Linked DNA regions of Homo sapiens: regions 1 and 3 are each linked to region 2. A link is a loop called in an ENCODE intact Hi-C map of the cell type or tissue named here. Cell type or tissue: heart right ventricle. All regions are shown on one strand.

Region 1 (8,000 bases), 170 kb before region 2:
CTCTTCCTGACATGCATATATCCTGATAGACATATATCCATATCCTAATAGATAGATATATATCCATGTCCTGATAGACGTCTATCCATATCCTGATACATGTGTCCCAGAATATATGATGTGTGTATATATGTGTGTGTATATATATATATATATATATTTAACTTTTACATGTATAGATATCCTAGAGATCTCTGAATCAGTGGAGGCTGCCCTCACTTTGGCGGCTATGTAGCAGTCCATGGTGTGGAGGTGCCATCATTGATTGAACTTGTCCACTGTGGTTAATTGGGTACTTGTTTCCAATCTGTAGCTATTAAACTGTGCTCAGGCCAGGCGTGGTGGCTCATGCCTGTAATCCCCACACTTGGGGAGGCTGAGGTGGGCAGATCACTTGAGGTCAGGAGTTTGAGACCAACCTGGCCAACATGGCGAAACCCCATCTCTACTAAAAGTACAAAAATTAGCCAGGCATGGTGCCCACCTGTAATCCCAGCTACTTGGAAGGCTGAGATGGGAGAATTGCTTGAATCCGGGAGGCGGAGGTTGCAGTGAGCCAAGATTGTGCCACTGCATTCCAGCCTGGGCAACAGAGTGAGTGAGACTCTGTCTCAAGAAATAAATAGGCCAGGTGCAGTGACTCACATCTGTAATCCCAGCACTTTGGGAGGCCAAGGCAGGTGGATCACCTGAGGTCAGGAGTTCAAGACCAGCTTGGGCAACATGGAGAAACCTCGTCTCTACTAAAAATACAAAAATTAGCCAGGTGTAGTGGCACACACCTGTAGTCCCAGCTACTCGGGAGGCTGAGGCAGAAGAATCACTTGAACCAGGAGGTAGAGGTTGCTGTGAGCTGATATTGTGCCACTGCACTCTAGCCTGGGTGACAGAGGGAGACTCTGCCTCAATAAATAAACAAACTGTGCTCTGTGAGTAAGCCTGTTCATGTGTCATTCTTCTTTGTGCAGGTGTATCTGTTGTGCAGGTGTATTGGTTGTGCAGGTGTATCTGTAGGTTAGATCCCAGAACTGGGGTTGCAGGATCAAGGGTAAATACATCTCATTTTGGTGGCCACCTCCAGATTTCTCCTCCATGAGAGTCGTGCCCTTTGGTACTCTTATCAGCAGTGACTTGAGAGGCCAGTTTCTCCACAGCCTCACCAACAGGATTGTGAAACGTTTGAATTCTTGCCTATCCCATAGGTGAGAAGTGCCTCATGTTTCTTAACCTGAGTAACATTGATCCAGCCTTACATATCGTGAACAAGGAGCTAAGTGAACTCAGCCTAGTCTGCTTTTCCCTGAATGGCAAGTGTCCTGTGCACATCTGTGTCCAGGTCTTTGTGCTTGCTGTCCCTCTGTCAGGAATGCTCTTCCATTTCACTTTAGACATTTTCACATCCTGTGAGGCTTCCAGATGCCTTCTTCTCTATGAAACGTTTTCCGATTATGCTTTACGCTGCATTTTTGTCCTTCTCCACGTTCCCTCTGGCTTAGTGCTGCTGCCTTGTGTGGCTGCCAGTCACATAGCTGTTGCCCAGAGCCAGGTGGGAGTCTGCAGTCAGGCAGGTCTGGTTTTGAATTCCAGCCTTACCACTTACTATCTCTGGATCCTTGGTCAAATTTCTTCTTGGAGCCTCAGTTTTCTCATCTATAAAATGGGAATGATACTTCTCTAGGAGAAGCCACATAAAGTATGCGGCAGCAGATAGGCATTTAATAAACATCAGCTCCTCGAGGGCAGATCCGTCTTCTTGTTTTCTGCCCTGCCTTCCATGTGCCCTTGCATGCAGTGAATAAAGATATTGTGTCTATTCTTTAAAACACAAAACTGTGGCCAGATGCGGTGGCTCACACCTGTAATCCCAGCACTTTGGGAGGCCGAGGCGAGCGGATCACTCAAGGCCAGGAATTTGAGACCAGCCAGGCCAACATGGTGAAACCCCATCTCTACTAAAACTACAAAAATTAGCTGGGTGTGGTGGTGCACACCTATAATCCCAGCTACTTGGGAGGTTGAGGCAGGAGAATCTCTTGAGCTTGGGAGGCGGAGGTTGTAGTGAGCTGATATCATGCCACTGCAATCCAGCCTGGGTGACAGAGCAAGACTCTGTCTCAAAAAATAAAACAAAATGAAACAAAACAACAAACTTTATAGGAAGTGAATGGTGATTTATTCAGCAATTATTTGAACACATATTTTGTTCCAGGCATAGATCTCAAAACTGAGGATTTAGGCTGGGCACGGTAGCTCATGCCTGTAATCCCAGCCCTTTGGGAGGCCAAGGCAAGTGGATCACCTGAGGTCAGGAGTTCGAGAACAGCCTGAGCAATGTGGTGAAACCCCATCTCTGTTAAAAATACAAAAATTAGCTGGGCATAATGTCGTGCACCTGTAGTCTCAGCTACTCGGGAGGCTGAGACAGGAGAATTGTTTGAATCCAGGAGGCGGAGGTTGCAGTAAGCCAAGATTGCAACACTGTGTTCCAGCCTGGGCAATAAAGCGAGACTCCATCTCAAAAAAAAAAAAAAAAAAAAAAACAAAACAAAACAGCGGAAAGAGAAAATCCCTGTCTTTGTGGAGCTTGCATTCAATTAGGGTGATAGACACCCAATGAATAGAAGTAAATGATTCAGTAGTAAGCATAGATCCAACTATTGTATATCATTTTGTTAAGTTGAGGAACTGTAAGTTCCTTGGGGGCAGGAAGGATGACTGCCCTTCATGGAACCTCTTCAGAGCCTAGTATGATGGAGGAAACCCATACCCACATCTATTAATGTCTCCCCTCTGCTTAAACCCCTAGCAGCTCCTCATGGCCTCCGGGCTATGGTTCAGACTCCTTTCCTGGACTGCAAGGCCCTGTGTGATCCGGGGCCTGCCTTTCTATCTGGCTTTGTTTGTTGCCTGGATATCTATCCACCCTACGTTCCAGCTCCACTGGACCTCCAGTTCCTAAAATGTTCCATGCTGTCTCATCTCTGCTTTATTCTACCTGTTATTCCACTTGCCTGTAATGGTTTCCATGCCCACCTCACCTGGCTAATATCTATATATCCTTTAAATCCTTTTGTTCTGTCTTGGATGTCACTGTCTTCAGGAAACCATCCTTGATTTTCCCACCTCTCAGTCTGTGTTGTGTGCCCCTCCAGCTCTGTGCTCAGTAACAATCAGGACTTCTTTGCTTCAGCCTTTTATTTTTTATTTTTTTTTAAATAAAGATGAGGTCTCACTATGTTGCCCAGGCTGGTCTTGAATTCCTGAGCTCAAGTGATCCTCCCACCTCGGCCTCCCAAAGTGCTGGGATTACAGGCATGAGCTACCACACCTGACCCAGACTTCTACAGCATTATAGGGTAATTGCTGGTTTACTTGTCTGAATCTCCCTAATTGTTCAGCCCCCTCCGGAGTAGGCTTGTCTCTCCCATCTGGTGGTATGTATCTGCAATGAGTACCTGGCACAATGAGTTATGGCTAGACAGATGGATAGTTGAAGCGTAGAATAGGAAGTGGATACATGTTCTGACTTGGCTCTCCTCACTGGGGCCAGCCCAGTCGGAACCTGTTTTCCTTTGTAGGAATCTTGTTTCCCTTTGCCACTCCCTTGAGGCAAGCAACAGGTCCTGCTTCTGGTCCATCACAGGTCTGATGACCCTGGAATGATCACTTACCATTCTGGGGCATTTATTAAATGACCCACTGGGGCTGCAGGATTGCTTAAGTGCAAGAGCTCTGTTGATGTATTCCACAGGAATGGCACCCCTTAGGGTTGTGTAATGTGCCCATGTTGCATTAGATGTTCCATCCAGATCTGAGGTTCCATGGGTGGGGGCCTCCTGCCTCTCTCACCCAGGTTTTCCTCGGGAAGAGCAGTGCCTAATTAAAACCACAAAGGGAAAAACCAGGGCGGCAGACTGTGTGTTATTGTGGCTGATGATGCTTGACATGGCCAGTAGAGGGCAGCAGAGCCGTCCACCATGACCTCCACATTTTCGTTATTGTAAATAAGGGATCCTGAGGATGCCTTCTCCACTCCCTCCCCGTGTGTTTGCTCTCATAGGATGGTTGTTTTTCTGGAAGGTTTGTGGTCTAGCCATTGAACAGAGAGAAAAACATCCCCTTAGGATGTGTTGATGCAAAAAGATGATTTTAGAAAAATTGCCCTCTGGGTTCAAAGAAAGATTACATCATTTCCTCACCTTGAATGTACACAGTCTAGGGATATCTAAACTTTATTTTTTTAATTTATTTATTTTTGAGATGGAGTTTCACTCTTGTTGCCCAGGCTGGAGTGCAGTGGTACAATCTCGGCTCACTGCAACCTCCACCTCCTGGGTTCAAGTGATTCTCCTGCCTCAGCCTCCCAAGTAGCTGGGATTACAGGCGCCCGCCACTGCACCCAGCTAATTTTTGCATTTTTTAGTAGAGGTGGGGTTTCACCATGTTAGCCAGGTTGGTCTCCAACTCCTGACCTCAGGTGATCCACCCACCTATGCCTCCCGAAGTGTTGGGATTACAGGCGTGAGCCACCGTGCCTGGCCTGTACCTAAACTTTTGATGAGGCTATTCTTATCTGTGAACCAACATTTGTGACTAAAGCTCACCTTGGGGAATACAGTGGTAACCTTGCACAGAGAATGCTGTGGCTAGCAGCAGCCCCGTCTGGGGTGGCGCAGACACTCCAGGCTGCTTTGTCTGTCTGAAATCCCAGCAGTGTCATCACAGCATCTTGTGCAAAACATTGATGGTGAAAGATAACAATTTCTTCTATTGCTCACCAGCCTCATTTGGAAAGTTAATTACCAGCTTGTGGAAGTTAAGGAAAGACAAGTTCTTAAACTCAGGGGGATTTGGCATTTTAAAATACAGGTCTGTGGGTGGGAAAATAAGGTTTGTGTGTGGGAAGGATTTGGGAAAATGGACTGAGTGTTAATTTAAGGACTTGAAGTGTTTATGAGGGAACCCTGGATAAGAATAACATTTTAAAAATTGGAGATGATGAGAAACTCAAGCACCAAGGTAAAGAAGTCTGGCTTGTGTTCTTCAACTGGTTTCATGGTCATCAGCAGCAGCCATTGCTCAGAACTCCAACAAAAGCTCTCTAATCTCTTAACTAAAAACTTTTTTTTTTTTTTTGGTTGGGGGTGGGGGGCAGTGGCTGGAGTCTCGTTCTGTCGCTGAGGCTGGAGTGCAGTGGCACAATCTGGGCTCACTGCAACCTCTGCCTCCCAGGTTCAAGCAATTCTATCTCAGCCTCCCCAGTAGCTGGGACTACAGGCTCCCACCACCATGCCCAGCTAATTTTTGCATTTTTGGTAGAGACAGGTTTTGCCATGTTGGCCAGGCTGGTCTCAAACTCCTGATCTCAAGCAATCCACCCGCATTGGCCTCCCTAAGTGCTGGGATTACAGGCGTGAGCCATCACGTCCAGCCCCTAATTAAAAACTCTATATAAATATTTGAGGATCTAAAATACAGAGATACTATAAACATACCCCCCTTTTTTTTTTTTTTTTTTTACTTTCTGAAATCTTTCATTCTCTTTAAAAAATTTCAGAATGAGCACTCTTGGTCTCTTTCCAGGGCGATCCTTGCTAGATATTTTTCTTATATCCAGCTTCTGCTAATTAAATTGAAACAATCCTGACTTCATATTTCACTTGCTCTCCTATCATTCGGCTCCTTATCAGATTGCTGCTTTTTAAAAAAAATTTTGAGACAGGGTTTCACTCTGTCACCCAGGCTGGAGTGCAGTGGTGCGATCTCAGCTCACTGCAGCCTTCTCCTGAGCTCCAGCAATCCTCCCACCTCAGCTTCCCAAGCAGCTGGGACTAGGGGCATGCGCCACCACACCCAGCTAATATATATATATATATACACGTGTGTATGTGTATATATATGTGTGTGTGTATATACACACACACATATATATACACACACATACATATATATACACACATACACACACACACACATACACACACACATATATATATATATATGTATATATATATATATTTTTTTTTTTTTAGAGACAGGGGTCCAGGCTATGTTGCCCAAGCCGCTCTTGGACTTCTGGGCTCAAATGATCCTCCCACCTCAGCCTCCCAAACAGTTGGGATTATAGACACGAAACACTGTGCCCCGCTCAGATTGCTGCTTCAAATCCCTCTTGGGATCACACCTCAAAGAGTCCTGACGTATTTTCATAGAAAACAGCCCATGGGCCTAGAGCCTGTATTATCATACAGTGTAAGGTGAGAAAATTTCAAGGCACGATTTCCAAATGTTAATTTTTCTTCCTTCTACTCCTTCCTTTTGGAGAAGAATTTAAAAGGGACCATTGGTTTGAATCAATGAAAATATTGGCTTAGGTTACTCTGTATTTTGTAAACTTGTTGAAGTACTTGGTTTAACCATTGAAATGCCAAGATTCTATTTAGCTCAACTGTCTCTACACCAGAGATCAACTTTCCTTTTATAGGAGTCATTGATTCAAGAGGAAAATATAATCTGGTATTAGGTCATTTTTAAGAAAAATAATTTTTTAATTTTTGTGGCTACATAGTAGGTGCTTATGTACCTGGGGTACATGAGATGTTTTGATGCAGGCATGCAGTGCGTAATAATCACATCTTGGAAAATGAGGTATCTATTCCCTCATGCATTTATCCTTTGAGTTACAAATGATTCAGTTATACTCTTCTTTATTTTTAAATTTATAATTAAATTATCATTGACGGTAGTCTTCAAGAAAAATGTACTTGAAACTTAGAAAAAAGTTCAGGAAGATGACTGAGTGCCCTTTTAATATCCTACTAGAACATTGTCTGACAAACCCAGCAAAGATCATCTAATAATCTAGGGGAAAATGTAGCAATGTTTTTCTGCAGACTGCCAGATAGTAAATATTTTGGGCTTTGTAGGCCAAAATATGTACTGTCTGTAGCTACTTAACTCTGCCATCATAGTGTGAAAGCAGCCACGGGTAATACATAACTGAATGGATACAGCCACTGTAGGTGCTGAAAAGGGATGATGCCTTTCTTCTCCATCATAAAAATCATGGCCAGCACCTCTATAACAAAAAGGTTAACAGACAAAAGCATAACACATTTCTTTGATCATACTTTTGCGTGACACAGCAGTCTTCAGATCGAAGACCCAAAGATACAGGGGAAGCTATCCATTTTTATGCTTCAGTTTGATGATGAATGGATAGCTGTGTGGAACTGTGGTTGGACCAAAAGGGTGTGATCTAATGCTAATAGGCTGAGCGGGGGAACCCAGCAAGGGCTGTCTGTTCAGATTCTTCTTGGACTCTCTGCAGCATAATTTCCTTCCAGGTATGGGGCAGGACCCTTTCTGGAATGGGGGTCTTATGAACTACAACCAAACAAGGTCAGTCAGATTATTTCTTTGTGGCCAATTCTTACACAGAAAAGTAGGGGAAATTTTTAGATTTTATGGCTGGCTTTGGGGAAAAGGGTTTTGGTTTCCATGATCTCCATTGGGGAAGAGGGATTCTAATATCTGTGCTTGCCTTTTTGGGGGAAAGGGGGAATGAGGCTGAGAGGCAAGCAGGACAAGGTCAGAGAAAAACTGCTTCTGAGCCCTTACTTTAGGGTATTGTCTTCTGAGCCCTAACACTGTTCCAATAAAACTTTATTTAGAGACACTGAAATTTGGATTTCATAGCATTTTCATATTTCATTTTATGTTATAAAATATTCTTTTAGGCTGGGCACGGTGGTTCACGCCTGTAATCCCAGCACTTTGGGAGGCTGAGGTGGGTGGATCACCTGAGGTCGGGAGTTCAAGACCAGCCTGACCAACATGGAGAAACCCCATCTCTACTAAAAATACAAAAAATTAGCTGGGCGTGGTGGCACATGCCTGTAATCCCATTTACTTGGGAGGCTGAGGCAGGAGAATTGCTTGAACCTGGGAGGCGGAGGTTGTGGTGAGCCGAGATTTTGCCATTGCATTCTAGCCTGGGC
Region 2 (8,000 bases):
GACCGCACTAAGCATGCCTAGGAAGGAAAGGAGTTGTTGTTTTGTAAGGGATTGAGGTTTGGGAGATTAGTCAGATACGATCAGCAGGGAGAGCACGTGTGTTTTTATGAGAATTATGCCCAGATAGGTAACAGATGGGGATGAAATTTGGGCTTGACTGAAGTAATGGGACCTGTCTGTGAAGCCTTGCGGCAGTACAGCCCAGGTAATTTGCTGAGCCTAATGAGTGTCAGGGTCAGTCCAAGTGAAAGCGAAGAGAGGCTGGGATGAAGGGTGCAAAGGAATAGTAAAGAAAGCGTGTTTGAGATCCAGAACAGAATAATGGGTAGTAGAGGGAGATATTGAGGATAGGAGAGTATATGGGTTTGGCACCACAGGATGGGTAGGCAAAACAATTTGGTTGATAAGGCTCAGATCCTGAACTAACCTGTAAGGCTTGTCTGGTTCGAGGACAGGTGAAATGGGGGAATTGTAAGTAGAGTTTATAGGCTTTAAAAGGCCATGCTGTAGCAGGCGAGTGATAACAGGCTTTAATCTTTTTAAAGCATGCTGTGGGATGGGATATTGGCATTGAGCGGGGTAAGGGTGATTAGGTTTTAATGAGATGGTAAGGGGTCCATGATCGGTCACCAAGGAGGGAGTAGAGGTATATTATACTTGTGGGTTAAGGTGGGGGGATACAAGAGGAGGACGCAAAGGAGGCTTTGGATTGGGAAGAAGGGCAGCAATGAGATGTAGCCTTAGTCCAGGAATAGTCAGGGAAGCAGATAGTTTAGTTAAAGTGTCTCGGCCTAATAAGGGAACTGGGCAGGTGGGGATAACTAAAAAGGAGTGCTTAAAAGAGTATTGTCTAAGTTGGCACCAGATTTGAGGAGTTTTAAGAGGTTTAGAAGCTTGACTGTCAATACCTACAACAGTTATGGAGGCAAGAGAAACAGGCCCTTGAAAAGAAGGTAATGTGGAGTGGGTAGCCTCCGTATTAAGAAGGGGACGGACTTACTCTCCACTGTGAGAGTTACTTAGAGCGTCTGTGATGGTCCTGTAAGCTTCTGAGGCAATCAGGCGGTGTCAGTCTTCAGCTGCTAAGCCGAGAAGATCTGGGAAGGAGTCAGAGAGCCTTCAGCCAGAGTTCCAGGGGCTCTGGGAGTGGCTGCCAGGTGAGTTGAACAGTCCGATTTCCAGTGGGGTCCTGCACAGATGGGACACGGCTTAGGAGGAATCCTGGGCTGCGGGCATTCCTTGGCCTGGTGGCCAGATTTCTGGCACTTGTAGCAAGCTCCTGGGGGAGGCAGTTCTGGATGTACACCTAGCCACTGCGGTTCAGGCGTTTGGAAGTTCTTGTGTGCTGGAGATGTGGCTGGAGTTTGTCTCACAGTGGAGGCAAGGAATTGCAACTCGGAAATATGTTGCTACTTGGCTGCCTCTACTCTATTATTGTACACCTTGAAGGCAAGGTTAAGTAAGTCCTGTTGTGGGGTTTGAGGGCCGGAATTTAATTTTTGGAGCTTTATTTAATGTTGGGAGCAGATTGGGTAATACAATGTATATTGAGAATAAGACGGCCTTTTGACCTTTTAGGATCTAGGGCTATAAAGCATCTCAGGGTTGCTGCCGAACGAGCCATGAACTGGGCTGGGTTTTTATATTTGATGAAGAAGAGCCTAAACGCTCTCTGATTTGGGATAAAGAAAAAGGAGCATTAACCTTGACTATGCCTTTAGCTCCAGCCACTTTTCTAAGAGTAAATTGCTGGGCAGGTTGGGGAGGGCTAGTCACGGAACGAAACTATAAGCTGGACTGGGTGTGAGGAGGGGAGGGGATAAAAGGATTATAGGGTGGAGGAGCGGAGGCTGAGGAAGAATTGAGACCTCGCTTGGCCTGGTGAGGGGAGAGGTCAGATGGGTCTGTAGAAAAGGAAGATTAGACAGACTCAGCGACGCTTGGGGTTGGGACTGGGGACAGGTGGGAGGGAAAGAAGGAAGATTTGGGACGAGTCACATTGGGAACAGAGACTAGGGAGGGACCGATGTGTAAAAGAATGCCTGGACATCAGGCACCTCAGACCATTTGCCTATTTTACGACAAGAATTATTTAGATCTTGTAGGATGGAAAAATTGAAAGTGCCGTTTTCCGGCTATTTGGAACTACTGTCGAGTTTGTATTGGGGTCAAGCGGCATTGCAGAAGAAAATAAGGCATTTAGGTTTTAGGTCAGGAGTGAGTTGAAGAGGTTTTAAGTTCTTAAGAACACGGGCTAAGGGAGAAGAAGGAGGAATGGAAGGTGGAAGCTTGCCCATAGTGAAGGAGGCAAGCCCAGAGAAAGGAGAGTAGAGACACGGAGAAGGGGTGGGGGATTCTTACCCTCCAGAAAAGTGGAAAAGGGGTCAGGGCACGGAAAAAAGGGATGGGGCACAGAGATAAGAGGTTGGGGTTCTTGTCCCTCCTCCAGGAAAGTGGGACTTGCCTCAAAGGGTGAAGGACCAAGGCAGGCGTCCCTGCGTGGTCTGACACCTCTGAAACGTGGGTGAATAATCAGGCGTCCCTGCAATGATTAAACACCAAGGGAAGGCTGCCTTCCCAGTCCATGACCGGCGCCAGAGTTTTAGGTCCATAGATAAAACGTGTCTCCTTTGTCTCTACCAGAAAATGAAAAGAATTGAAATTAAGAGAAGGCAGAGATTGAAGTGTGGCATCAAGATTGAGAGGAGAAAGGTTGAGGAATAGTGAGGGAGGTTGGAGAAGAGAGTAAAAAGAGGCTGCTTACCTGATTTAAAATTGGTGAGATGTTCCTTGGGCTGGTGGGTCTGAGGACCTGAGGTCATAGGTGGATCTTTTTCACGGAGCAAAGAGCAGGAGGACAGGGGATTGATCTCCCAAGGGAGGTCCCCCGATCCGAGTCACAGCACCAAATTTCATGTGCGTCCGTGTGAAGAGACCACCAAACAGGCTTTGTGTGAGCAATAAAGCTTTTAATCACCTGGGTGCAGGCGGGCTGAGTCCGAAAAGGGAGTCAGCGAAGGAAGATGGGGTGGGGCCGTTTTATAAGATTTGGGTAGGTAAAGGAAAATTACAGTCAAAGGGGGGTTCTCTGGCGGGCAGGAGTGGGGGTCACAAGGTGCTCAGTAGGGGAGCTTTTGAGCCAGGATGAGCCAGGAGAAGGAATTTCTCAAGATAATATCATCAGTTAAGGCAGGAACAGGCCATTTTCACTTCTTTTGTGGTGGAATGTCATCAGTTAAGGCAGGAACTGGCCATCTGGATGTGTACGTGCAGGTCACAGGGGATATGATGGCTTAGCTTGGGCTTAGAGGCCTGACAGAAACCACTGACATAAAGGGAGATGCCAGGAACCACTGGGCACCAGGTGGATGGAAAGGGCCCAGGTTGGAGGAGGGCTGGGGAGACAACTGGTGGACTGTTTGGGTTTTATTGCCATATTCTGTGTACATAAAAAACAACATAGGCCGGGTGCGGTGGCTCACGCCTGTAATCTCAGCACTTTGGGAGGCTGAAGCGGGCAGATCACCTGAGGTCGGGAGTTCAAGACCTCAAGACCAGCCTGACCAACATGGTGAAACCCTGTCTCTACTAAAAATACAAAATTAGCTGGGCGTGGTAGTGCATGCCTGTAATCCCAGCTACTCGGGAGGCTGAGGCAGGAGAATCACTTGAACCCAGGAGGCGGAGAGGTTGTGATGAGGCGAGATTGCACCATTGCACTCCAGCCTGGGCAAAAAGAGCGAAACTCCTTCTCAAAAAAATAAAATAAAAATAAAATAAAAAATACTCCACGTAGAGTTATGCAAAAAAGGAAATGTTACCACAGCATGAAGTGTGCCGCTTGGCTCAGTTGTGAATAGTGATAACAGCCAGAATAATGGTCACGCGGAATACTGATTTAACCGAAACTGTGACAAACCTCATCAGCCGGGCAGGGATGCGTGTGGAGCGAGCCGCTGGCCAAGTGCTGCCAGATGCCCCAAGTGACCCAGAGAAATGGTCATCTGGATTTCCACGCTAAACATTTCCCGATTTTTAAATGCTGCCAAGTATCTTTTCAAAGATACACTTCAGGCCAAACACACCTGCTGGGGGCTAGCTGAAGCAGCCAGCCCCAGTTTGCGATCCTGCCCAGGAGGGCCCTCAAGCGCTTGCCCCAGGGTCTTGGCAGTTCTCCGGAAAGTCGGGGCCCCGCCGGTCTGGCAGATGCTTCCTAGCGAACCCAGGGGCAGCGCGCTGGGCGGAGGCCCTCCCTGGGGAGCCCCCGGGGTCCCCGGCCAACAGCTGTGCCTGCTGCCACACCTCCCAGCTGGACACAGCTCTCCTGTAGCGAAAACAAAACCCACCAAGCAGGTGGCTGCAGGAGCCCGCGCGCAACGCGCCCGCTCCTGGCCGCGCACGCCCCCTGGCGGCCATCGGGAAGCATCGCCGCCGCGTTCCTTGGGGAGAGCCACGCCTCTGGGAAAGCTAAGAACTGTTCACATTAGAAGCATCCACTTGCACGGTTTTTTTGTTGCTGTTTTTTGGGGGGTTTTGTTGTTGTTGTTTTGTGGGTTTCTTTTTCTTTTTGAGACAGAGTCTAACTCTGTCACCCAGGCTGGAGTCCAGTGGCGGCACGATCTCGGCTCACTGCAACCTCCAACTCCCAGGTTCAAGCAATTCTCTTGCCTCAGCCTACCCAGTAGCTGGGATTACAGGCGCCCACCGCCACGCCCGGCTAATTTTTGTATTTTAGTAGAGACGGGGTTTCACCATGTTGGCCAGGCTGGTCTCAAACTCCTGACCTCATGATCCGCCCACCTCGGCCTCTCAAAGTGCTAGGATTACAGGCGTGAGCCACCGCGCCCGGCCTGCACGTTTTATTTGAACCTCAGGTACACAGATTAATCATCATCCTGAGTTCATAACACTCTTACACTCTAATCATGGTCCATGCATGGCCTCCTTCCTCCCTCCTTCCCTATTTTTTGTTTATAGTCAGCACTGAAGCTAGTCGTGACAACCTGCATTCAACTGTAACAATATGCTTCTTCAGTTCATCACCCTCCCATCTTTTTCCTCCCAAGGTAACCTCCCAAATCCCCCATTGATCACGGGCTTGCATTTCTTGTAATCTTGGTAGTTTATAATTAAATGGAAAAGATACCACACTGTATGTAATCTTTCAGGACTTTATTCACTTACCATTATGCAACATGTTACATCCTCTTGGCCTCACCTATCCCTTGATCCAGCCACCACTGCAGTGCTAGCCCTGCAAGGCCTACGACCATGTCATGCCAGCATAACCTGATAGCTGTGATTTGGGCCTTCAACTGTCACCTTGGCGCTTTCCTGTGGACACTGCCATGGGACCTGCTCAGCGGCCACACAGTGCAACTTGCAAGTGCTGCAGGGGAATTCACTCCCTGTGAGGTAACACTGACCAATGGGACACAGGAACCAGTGCGTGCATTCTTCCTCCTCCTCTCCTGGACCAGACCACCCTGAGGCACATTTTACACAGCTTCTCAGAGGACAGTCCTGTGGAATCGAGCAACCAATCACACAGTGGTGGCTAACTCAGTAATATCCTCATATTGGCTCACTCTCCTTCCCTGGTTCACTCATGATGATGGCTCAGCGGGCCACGTGGATACAAGCTGAAAATGTGTGCTGGCTGCACTAATAGTGTTATTTCAGGGGTAGCCTTGAAAGACAGCAGTGAAAGGAAACACTCCCAATGGGCAAAGCTCTGGGCAGTGCATCTGATCATCCGCTGGAAAGAAAATATACAGACTCAGGGAGTGGTGAACGGCTTGGCTGATTGGCCAGGGGACTGGAAAGAGAAAGACCGCAAGGCCCCAGAGGGATGAGTGAGACAAAACGAGTCTTCAGCCACTAAACTTCTCAAACAAGCAAGTCATTTGAACAAGAGGTGGATTTCTTACAAAATGCAAACTCTGAGTAATGAGGCCACTGCATATCAGAAAAAAAGCCCAGAAAAAAACCTGCATAATACATGTTATGACTGAAAGCCAGGTATGGATGGAATGAAAGGGACAGGCAGAGCTGGACTAGCTAGGGGGCTGTAAGGGTGCTCAGAACAGCAGATGACCTGATACAAAACCTGGAGTGGATGTCACAGTTCCTGTGGAGCAAAGATCTAAGTCTCAGCTGATACAACTCAGTCTGGGGCAAACGACAGCAGAGGGACAAGACTTAGATGTGGGGTTGCATCCCCAGATTCATTCCTACCCAGGAGGAAGTCCCAAATATTCCTAAACTTACTACATACTTGCTGTGGTTTTGTGAGGTGGTGTGTTGTGTGTGTGTGTGTGTCTGTGTGTGTGTGTGTTTGCCTGGATTGTGCTTCTCTTTTGCAAGAACCTGTTCACTGGATACATTTATTGTGACCCCTGTTGGTGACTCATATCAGGAGCAGTCAGATGCATGCCCAAGAATGGTGTTTACTCATAAAGCTTGCCAAGCATAACATTTGAAACAATGCCTCTTTCTGGGAGAAGAAAAAGTATTTGGTCTTCTCACACAGGTTTTATACCAACAGAGGTGCTATACAGCGCTTTCTTTTTTTGAGATGGAGTTCCGCTTTTATTGCCCAGCTGGAGTGCAATGGCGTGATCTCAGCTCACCACAACCTCCGCCTCCCAGGTTCAAACGATTCTCCTGCCTCAGCCTCCCGAGTAGCTGGGATTACAGACATGAGCCACCACACCTGGCTAATTTTTTTGTATTTTTACTAGAGACAGGGTTTCTCCATGTTGGTCAGGCTGGTCTTGAACTACCGACCTCAGGTGACCCACCTGCTTCAGCGTCCCAAAGGAGCCACCGTGCCCAGCCTATACAGAGCTTTCTTTAGCTGAACATCCCTGTCTGTCGAATGGATGCTGGGAACTCTACTGTGGATTAGGGAAGCTTCAAAAAGAGTGTGGCCATCTTTTGTTTCAATTGTGCTGACATAATAAAAATGAATGAATGTTTTGCTGCCATCCTACCTGGTACTTGGTTTGCAACCTAGGGTATTGCTAATGCATTATTTTAGATCTCCCTGTGGGGAATGTCAGTTTGCTTTCACGAGCACAGCATATAGCACACTTTTATTGCCCTGAATTTCCCAGTGATGTGGCATCAGTGGGTTGGACAAACCCAGCACAGTGTGAACTGCTGGTGTATGGGCAGGCATTTCCATCATGTCTGCACAAAGAAGACTGCTTTCAGGGCGTTACATGCCACCCAAGCACCACTGACGAAAGACAGGTGGGCCCTGAGCAAGGACAAAACCCAGGCGCTCTGCCTTTCAAGTGGTCATCTTGGGGGCTGTGTCACAGCTCAAATAGATATTTCACAATTAAATAAGGAAAACTTTGTAATAGCCACCAACTACAAAAGAAGAAGAAGGAGGAGGAGGAGGAAGAGGAAGAGGAAGAAGAAGAAGAAGAAGATAGAAGAAGGACAAGGAGGAGAGGAGGAGAGGAGGGGGAGGGGGAGGAGGAGGAGAAAAGAAGAAAAAAGAAAGAAGAAGAAGAAGAAAAGTGGCCCTACAGCAAAATTGGCCGCTGGATGGTACATCCCAAACCTAAGAATATTCCTACAGCTTCCATCCCCCAAGTCATCAGACATGTGGCCACATTTGCCCAAGAGCCTGAACAACAAAGAACCTAAGAATCAGCCCAGACAGCAGTAACAGAAGCCTTGCCCTAGAGCCTTTATTTCCTTTGGGTCAAGGAACTACAGGGGTCTGGGACTAACTGCACAGTTGATTAGAGCCTTTGGCAAACCAGACTTCTCTGGTTCTTCTTCTAGACTTTGACCTTTTGAACTTGAGGACTTCTTCCTGCTGCTGAGAAACAACGGCCAGCATCACTGAGCCCTGCCTACGCAAAACAGTCTTCAACTTGACATTCTCATCCTGCAATTCTGAACTAAGTTTCACAAATGGGTGGGACAAGCTCCAGAACATCCCATCACGAGAAGAAAATGGATCTTCCAATTAAGGGCCA
Region 3 (8,000 bases), 92 kb before region 2:
GCTGAAGCTGTGCGCTCTGTTGATATGACTCCCATGGCCTCTGCCTCTTGATCTCTCACCTGTTTAGCAGTGCTGTTTTTTTCTGTTTGTGCTGGTTCTCTTTTTCTAATTCCATATCCAAGCTCTGATTACCCCTACATAGGAGAGTTGAGATTTCTTCAGTGTCTAGTCATACCCACCCCAGACCTTTGAAAGTACCAATGAAGAATGTTCTGGGGTTGTGGACTAGGCCCGCCCAAAGAGGTAGTGGGGAAGGAAGCTCCAAAAATGAGAGGTGAGTGTAGGGTATGGATGTGTGAGCAGGTGGTGTCGGGGGGCACACAAGGCCACTCTGTGCCCAAAATGTAGCAAGCCATGGAAGGCTGAACTTCCATAACACAGACCTGTAGGCAACTGGTGATGTGATCTTTGGGGAGCTGATTCCCAGTCATCACTGATTTTGCAGAAAAGCTGAAATAACTAGTCACAGTTGGCATGCTCTGCCCTTCCGTCCAGCTCTCCCTCTCACACTCACCAAAGCATGTGCACCTTCCACATACCCTGTGGGTTTTTCAAGTACTTTATGTTGCAAACAACACTCCATAAAAGTCAGAAAAAACAGTAACCTACAGAGGCCTGCTTCTGGAAACAGAAAGAAGCCTGCTTTTATGCTCCACGCAAGCATGTGTGTGTCATTTCTATAATCACGGCCACATTTATAGAACGTAACTTCTGGGGTGAAAAGTGCCGTAAACCACACTCTGAAATGTCCTTCAAGTAGACTGTAATTTTAGTTCTTTCTTGAACTGGTAGCACCAAAGGCATCTGTTTCAAAAGAGCAATGCCTAGTTTGTGTCCATGCAGGGGCACTTGCTGTCTTGTCTTTATTGGTGTTTCTTCAGAAGCATGATCCTTTATGTTACCCTGAGAGTTCACTAAAACAATAACAGCAAAAAGCATTTATTTTTCACTGAAAAGAAATTATTATTTCATCTTTTGAATACTGAGACTTCGTTCATGAATAAGCTTTAAGTGTAGGTTTTTAGACAACAAAATGATTCTCTGTTGTTCAGATTGGAGCTGTAAGTTGTGAATTGGGTTTGCTTTAATTTTTTTCTCTTAAAAAACAAGAGAAAACAAAGCCACACACAATACAGTCAACATAAAAATAGGTTTCTGGGGGCTTGAAAAATATTATTACAGGGATAGTGTACAAGGTACTTAAACTCATCTCTGCCATCTGCGCTTGCCATCTGCATTCACCTCTCAGCCATTCCAAAACCTTCACGTCCTCTTTGGTGGAGCAGAGTGAGTTTTTAACTTGATATATTTACCCACTCATGGCAAATCAATAAAGTGCTTTAGGCAATTAATCTCTCTTTATTGCTATTTCCAACTTACTGCTCCCAAAAGATAAATATTTGGCCAACCTTTGAAAACTACAAGAAAATCTAGAGAAGAGGATGTTCGATATCAGTATTTATTTTTTATTTTTAAGTTGCTCCCTTCATAGGAAAATCCCTTCGGGGCATCAGCACACAAAAGATTATAAATACATGAAATATCTCTGTAATAGAAGGTAGACGTTTAGAAATGCTAACTGAAGATGCAGCCCTGGGTAGAAAATCAACTTAAAGTCCATATTTTTGTTTTCTAGACAATTATTATTTTGAAAAGATGAGTTTTCACAGAAAAAATTGGTTTTATTGAAATTTAATTGAAAAGATAAATTTTCACCGAAAAAAATCTGGACATATGATACATGCAAGCACATGCGCGCACACACACAAGCACACACACTCTGAAAGGTGGCAGCCTGAGCGTTTGTTAACTTGGCTGCACATTAATGTTCTGCTGGCAACATCTGCTGCCAAATGTGAATCGTAAGCAGACAGCTGTGAAGGAAGGTAAGATAACTTCCAGTGTTGATGATGACCTAGAATAATGGGGAAGATTATAATGCATGTTGTTATAAGTTGGGGGGTATATAAACTTGGGTTCTTGGTATATGTAAAAGAAGATAGGGTTTGGGAGAAAGTGCTTGGCATCACAGAGTGATGACTTTTCAGAAACTTAGGAAGGTAAGTGGGAAGAAAGGTGCTGATTAAAAAGATATTCCATCTGGAAGATATGTTTTGAGAAAACTTTCCTATCTATGGCAGAATTGTTTTTGCTAGAATATTCAGAATAGCTAAATGAACCCAGGGCATAGGGAACCTTGTGGCTGCCTCCCCAGCATCTTTTCTTCCTCCTCATATTCTCAAACTGCCCTAGTTTTTATTCAGTATCCAGACCACCCTCTTATAGCCCCAGTGTTTTGTGAGAGGCCGACTCCATTAGGACTCTAGGAATGGAGCCTACGGCTCTGCCTCAGCTCATCAGCATGAGACCACCCTCCTCCTCCACCACAGTGATTGGTTCAGAGATGGTCATGTGACCCACGGCTTGCTTGGGAGTTCTGGGAAAGAGGCATGCTGTGTACGTGTGTGTTATCTAATATACATTGACCCTTTATGCCAGGCACTGTACTAAAGGGCTTTCCATCTATTATCTCATTTAACTCTCAGAAGGGGAACCCTGCGCAGTAGATACTAGATTATCCTCACTTTACAGAGGAGGAAACTGAGGTACAAAGAGGTTAAGCAATTTTATAAAATGTTATAAAAGTCATCTAGCTAGCAAGTGTGGAGAGCAAGCATATTAACTGCTGGTGTTAATGTATTATGTATTTAAAGCACCTGGCACACAATTGGTGCTCAATAAATGATTTCCCTTCTTTTTTTAATGTTTTAATTGACAATAATTGCATGTATTTTGTGGTTATAATGTTATGTGGCTTTGGGGGGTTTTCTTACTTTTTATTTATTTATTTATATTTTTTGAGACAGGGTCTCACTCTGTTACCCAGAGTACAGTGGCACAATAATAGGCTCACTGCAGCCTCAACCTCCAGGGCTCAAGCAATCCTCTCACCTCAGCCTAGCTGGGACCACTGAGACCACAGTCGTCTACTACCAACCAACCACACCTGGTTAATTTTTTATTTTTTTCATAGACATGAGGTGTCACTACATTGCCCAGGCTGGTCTCGAACTCCTGAGCTTAAACGATCTTTGTGCCTCAGCCTCCCAAAGTGCTGGGATTACAGGCATGAGCTGTGCCTGGCCACAATGTGATGTTTTGATTTTTGTATACATTGTGGAATTATTAAATCCGTGCTTACTCTTTTTTTTCTTCTTCTTCTTCTTCTTCTTTTGAGACAGGGTCTCACTCTGTCACCCAGGCTGGAGTTGCAGTGGCAGAATCACGGCTCATTGAAGCCTAGACTTCCCGGGACTCAGATGATCCTCCCACCTCAGCTTCCCGACTAGCTGGGGCTACAGGCATGTGTCACCACGCCTGGCTAATTTTGTATTTTCTGTAGAAACAGGGTTTCGCTGGTCTCAACCTCTCAGGCTCAAGCGATCCACCTGCCTCTGCCTCCCAAAGCGCTAGGATTACAGATGAGAGCCACTGCCCCTGGCCTGCAGCTCTTTTGATGGAACTCTTAGAAGCAACAGTCCTCTCCTTGGGTGAGAAAATATGTAGCCAGGAAGTCGTTTGTAAAAATTTTGTGACCACAAGGGGGAGCCAGTCATAGGCTAACAGTAACGAAGAGTTAAGAGGTGGAAAGAAACTTCATCAATGATAACATCATTGAACCATTGAATCAATTCAGCCCTGAATGCTACCAAGCTCTGACTTTGCAATTACATGAGCAATTCTGCCCACTTAAACTAATTTCCATTACTTGCAACAACAGGCATCATAACCATTACTCAGGACATCCTGGCAAACACCTTTCAAGCAAGTCACCACAAGGGCCTGTATAGACGGTAGTGATGATGAGAGGAGCCAACTTTAGCACCAATGCTATTTAGCAGTAGAAGGGTAGAAAAAGGGAAATTTTGAAAGCCCATTTGACAGTGACTCGGGCCTTCCTAAAGTTATTGCTGAAGGTGGCAATAGCGTGGGAAAATCCTAGAAAAAGAAAGAGCTGGGAGGATGGGTACTCAAAGGAGTACCGCATGACCTATCTTTGGCCATTGCAATAGGAAAGCTGAGTGTGGAGGAGGAACATGAACCATCTGGCCTCCAGCCATTTTAACTTAGGAGAATTCCACCGTGTTGTCGTAAAGGCAAATAGTCACTGGAGAGGTGGCTTCTCTCTCTCTAGGTAAGTTGAGCATTAAGTGCCAAAGAACGTTGAGAATGAGGACTAGACCTAAACTCTTGGCATTTAGGAAAAAGAACTTAGATATCACATATGGTGCAATTAAATCCACAATGAGATACTACTTCACACCCTCTAGAAGGGGTAAATTAAAAAAAAAAAATACCAGGTGTTGGCGAGGTTATGCAGCATCTGGAATTTTTATACACCGCTGGTGGGAGTGTAAAATGGTATAATTACTTACAAAGTTAAACAATACTTGTAACCCAGCAATTCCAGTCCTAGATATCCACCCATGAGAAATATATCCACAAAAATATTGAGCAAGAATATGCATAGCAGCTGTATTCATAGTTGCCCCAAACTGGAAACAACCCAAATGGCTATCAAATGGTGAATGAATACATTGTGTATCTCTACAATGGAATACTGCTCAGCAATAAAAGGGAACAAACTACTGATATAGGCAACAATGTGGATGAATCACCAAAACGTTATGCTGAATAAAAGAAGCCAGACCAAAAAAAATCATTTGATTCTATTTATATGAAACCCTAGAAAAGGCAAAACAAAGCTATAGTGACAGGAAGCAGATCAGTGGTTGCCTGGAAATAGGGCTGGAGCAGTTGGCTTACAAAGAGGCACACGGAGATGTTCTGAGGTGACAGGAATATTCTACATCTTGATTGTGGTGGGGATTGCATGGGTGTATACATTTGTCAAAACTCACAAACTATTCACGTAAAATGGGTGTATTTTAATATACATTATAGCTTGATAAAGTTGATTTTAAAAGAAAAAAAGTGGAATATTTAAAAATGTCCACTCTTGCCCTTCTCCCATCTGCCATGCTGTTGAATTGTTTATTACCTCCTATATCCCATCTGGTTTGTGATCTTTTGGAGAGTTGGGAAGGTGAGGTTTCATCCCCGTCTTCCCTCTGGAGCTCAGCACAGTGCCTGGAATGTAGTATGTGTTCAATTAAATGTCTACTGTAGTGAAAAGACTGGGAAGTTAATGAAGAGTCCTAGAACACCGTGAAGGGTGAGTTAGAAGACAATAGAGGTAAACCAATAGAGAGGGCAAGCTTAAGAGAGGTCTGTGAAATGAGAGCTGTGGGGATGGGAGACTGCCAGGAGATGCAGGAGGCTACAGCTGGGTGATGAGGCCAGCAGGGACCTGGAAGTGAAGAGCTGATGCATCTGTGTTACCCAGAAATGATTGTCAGAACAGTGCTTGATAAATAGCAGCTACCAGGTGGCTAATGAACTGGGTACCTGGGAAAACACACAACCAGTACATAGGTTTCTAGAACATAGAAATGACTGTTTATGAGCTGTGGGGCCTAATAACCTCCAACCATTTAATGATACGGTACTAGGTTTAGCCATGTGAAATGGTCACTATTAGACTCTGTCCTACAAAAATGGCAATTTCATACAATTCGACCTACAACTTTATACTTGAGTTTCACACATAATATTAGTTGATCCTCAATCTTTGCCCTGGCCGGGCGCAGTGGCTCACGTAAATCCCAGCAGTTTGGGAGGCCGAGGCGGTTGGATTACCTGAGGTCTGGAGTTCGAGACCAGCCTGGCCAACATGGTGAAACCCCATCTCTACTAAAAATACAAAAAATCAGCCGGGCATGGTGTTGGGCGCCTGTAATCCCAGCTACTCGGGAGGCTGAGGCAGAAGAATCTCTTGAACCCGGGAGGCGGAGGTTGCAGTAGGCCAAGATCGTGCCACTGCACTCCAGCCTGGGTAACACAGCAAGATTCCATCTCAAAAAAAAAAAAAAAAAATCTTTGCCTTACATTAGGCAGGTGTCCATCGCTCCATTTATCTCGTAGAGACAATGGAGGCTCCACTGAGTTGTCAATGACTTGCCCATGGTTACTCAGTTAGAATAGCTTGGGCTGGCACTGAGATTTTCTCACTCCGTCCCAACTCCTCCAGCCTAGTTTACTGAAAACATCTGGACTGTGAGGAAAGGAACCAGGTGAAAACTGCAAGGTGTGGGGATAAGGTAGTACATTTCCAGAAATCTATTTGGCATTATATATGAAAAGCCGTATATATGTTTGTTCCCTTGATTTGGGGATGTATCTCTTAGGAGTTTAAGATTCATGCACAAAAATGTTAATCCTGTCTTTAATCCAGGGAAAACAACTGGAGTCAGCCTAAAACCCTAACAGTAGGAGAAAGCCGAAGTAAGTACTTACATCTACTCAATGAGCCTTTAGAAATTAATGTACTCCCAATATCCCCTCCCAAGATTATTCAGAATCAGAATCGGCTAACACCATTATTAATGACTCCACTTTGTATTTTTAACAGATACACTTCTCAAGCTGTGCTGAACCGTGGTTGCTAGATTGGTCATTAAATCGAAGATCAGTTAACATGTTGTCTTTCTAAAAATACGTGATGGAGAAAAGTTGTGCACACAAAAATATCAGTGGCACTGAAAACTGTTTACAAGGAGTTTTTAGTAGAAAATGTTTATGGTGTAACTTTGAATTTACAAAAGGCAGAGCAAACTTGAGTAGTAAAGAGTGGCAGGATCGCAAGGTGATTTTTTATTTTGTTTTTCTGTATTTCTCCCAATTTTCTCCAGTAAGCATAAAATACATTCATAATCTGGAAATAAATATTTTTAACTAAAAGACAAGATAAAGCAGTAGTCTTAGTAGGTTGAAACAATCAGTATCCTATTTGTGGAAAAATTAAAATCTTCCAGCCTCTTTGCAAAGACAAACAAGCAGCCTGGGCAATTGCATGAGGACCACTGAGGGGACTGCACCTGTTGCCTTTGCCTTTTTTTCGGCAGGAAGTATAGTCAGCTTTGGTCATCATTTATCTCATTTATGAAAGATTTCATGGATAAAGTAAGAAAGAGAGTCTGCCTGCCTGCAAATCACTCATTTACAAATTTTGAATAACAAGATTATTGTGAAAATTTACATCTGTATACTTACTTATAGTAGGAAAAAAAAAAAACTATGAGAATTTACATTTGTATTTCTAGCCTACATGGAGAGAAGTTCTTGCATTCACACTATTCTGCTGTCTTACACAATTCCAGAACATTCGTTCACCATACTTAGAGAAGGTATAACATGTAATAGTCTTCTGTGATTTCTTAAATAGCACTGGACTTTAACTTTTTAAAAATAAGGGGTAGCTGAGCATGATGGCATGTGCCTGTAGTCCCAGCAATTTGGGAGGCTGAGGTGAGAGGATTGCTTGAGTCCAGGAATTCGAGACCAGCCTGGGCAGCATAGCAAGACCCTGTCTCTATAAAAAAAAAAATAATTACAACAGAAAAATTAGCCTAGTGCGGTAGCACACGCCTATAGTCTCAACTACTTGAGAGGCTGAGATGGGAGGATTGCTTGAGCCCAGGAGTTCGAGGCTGCAGTGAGCTCTGACCATGCCACTGCACTCCGGCCTGGGCGGCAGAGCAAGACCTTGTCTCTAAAAAATAAATAAAATTTAAAAAATAAAATAAGGGATGATGGTCATTAAGAATAGTGCTGTAATCCAGCAAAGTCCCACCCCAAATGGCCTCATTCTTAATTCCTGTGTCTACTTTTCATAGATTTATAGGCTCTTTCCTCACTGTCCAGACTGACAGTACAGTCTGTCTTTTATGATCGTACATCTCCCCTCTGCAGCAGCCTAACCCCTTCTAATGAAGTGTTCTTAATTTTCACTAGACTCGTTGGAATGGTATATAAAATGAGAGCTGGCACAGGCTGAAGGGCAGCCTCTCCTACAAGTTAAGGGCATGATCCTTAATGCT

What was found. Hi-C counts contacts between places; a loop is a spot of excess contacts. Peaks named below come from ENCODE experiments on the same cell type or tissue, not always from the same donor. Only the 100,000 strongest peaks of a DNase experiment are listed, where the experiment ranks them.
Region 1: it touches region 2 in a loop (14-fold over the local background); 71 of 110 quality-filtered maps call a loop at or near these places.
Region 3: a loop joins it to region 2, with 10 times the contacts of the local background. A loop is called at or near these places in 91 of 110 quality-filtered maps.

What each region holds. Positions count from the first base shown.
Region 1 is chr3:32,292,939-32,300,938 of GRCh38, forward strand. All of the region lies in intron 1 of CMTM8 (CKLF like MARVEL transmembrane domain containing 8), which reads left to right. Among named protein-coding and RNA genes, the nearest start is that of CMTM8, 58 kb to the left of the region's middle. In heart right ventricle, CTCF peaks have their summits at 3,958 (motif pointing right) and 4,173; a DNase peak (open chromatin) is centred at 3,963.
Region 2 is chr3:32,463,598-32,471,597 of GRCh38, forward strand. No RefSeq gene overlaps it. Among named protein-coding and RNA genes, the nearest start is that of CMTM6, 35 kb to the right of the region's middle. RefSeq lists silencers at 4,090-4,159, 4,750-4,859. In heart right ventricle, a CTCF peak has its summit at 4,403 (motif pointing left); DNase peaks (open chromatin) are centred at 3,466 and 4,414; H3K4me3 peaks cover 829 bases; H3K27ac peaks cover 254 bases.
Region 3 is chr3:32,371,643-32,379,642 of GRCh38, forward strand. It overlaps LOC124909361 (a long non-coding RNA gene), which reads left to right. Exons shown (of 2, transcript XR_007095859.1): 1 at 1-6,405; 2 at 6,533-6,861. Among named protein-coding and RNA genes, the nearest start is that of CMTM7, 16 kb to the right of the region's middle. In heart right ventricle, CTCF peaks have their summits at 3,614 (motif pointing right) and 3,815; a DNase peak (open chromatin) is centred at 3,559.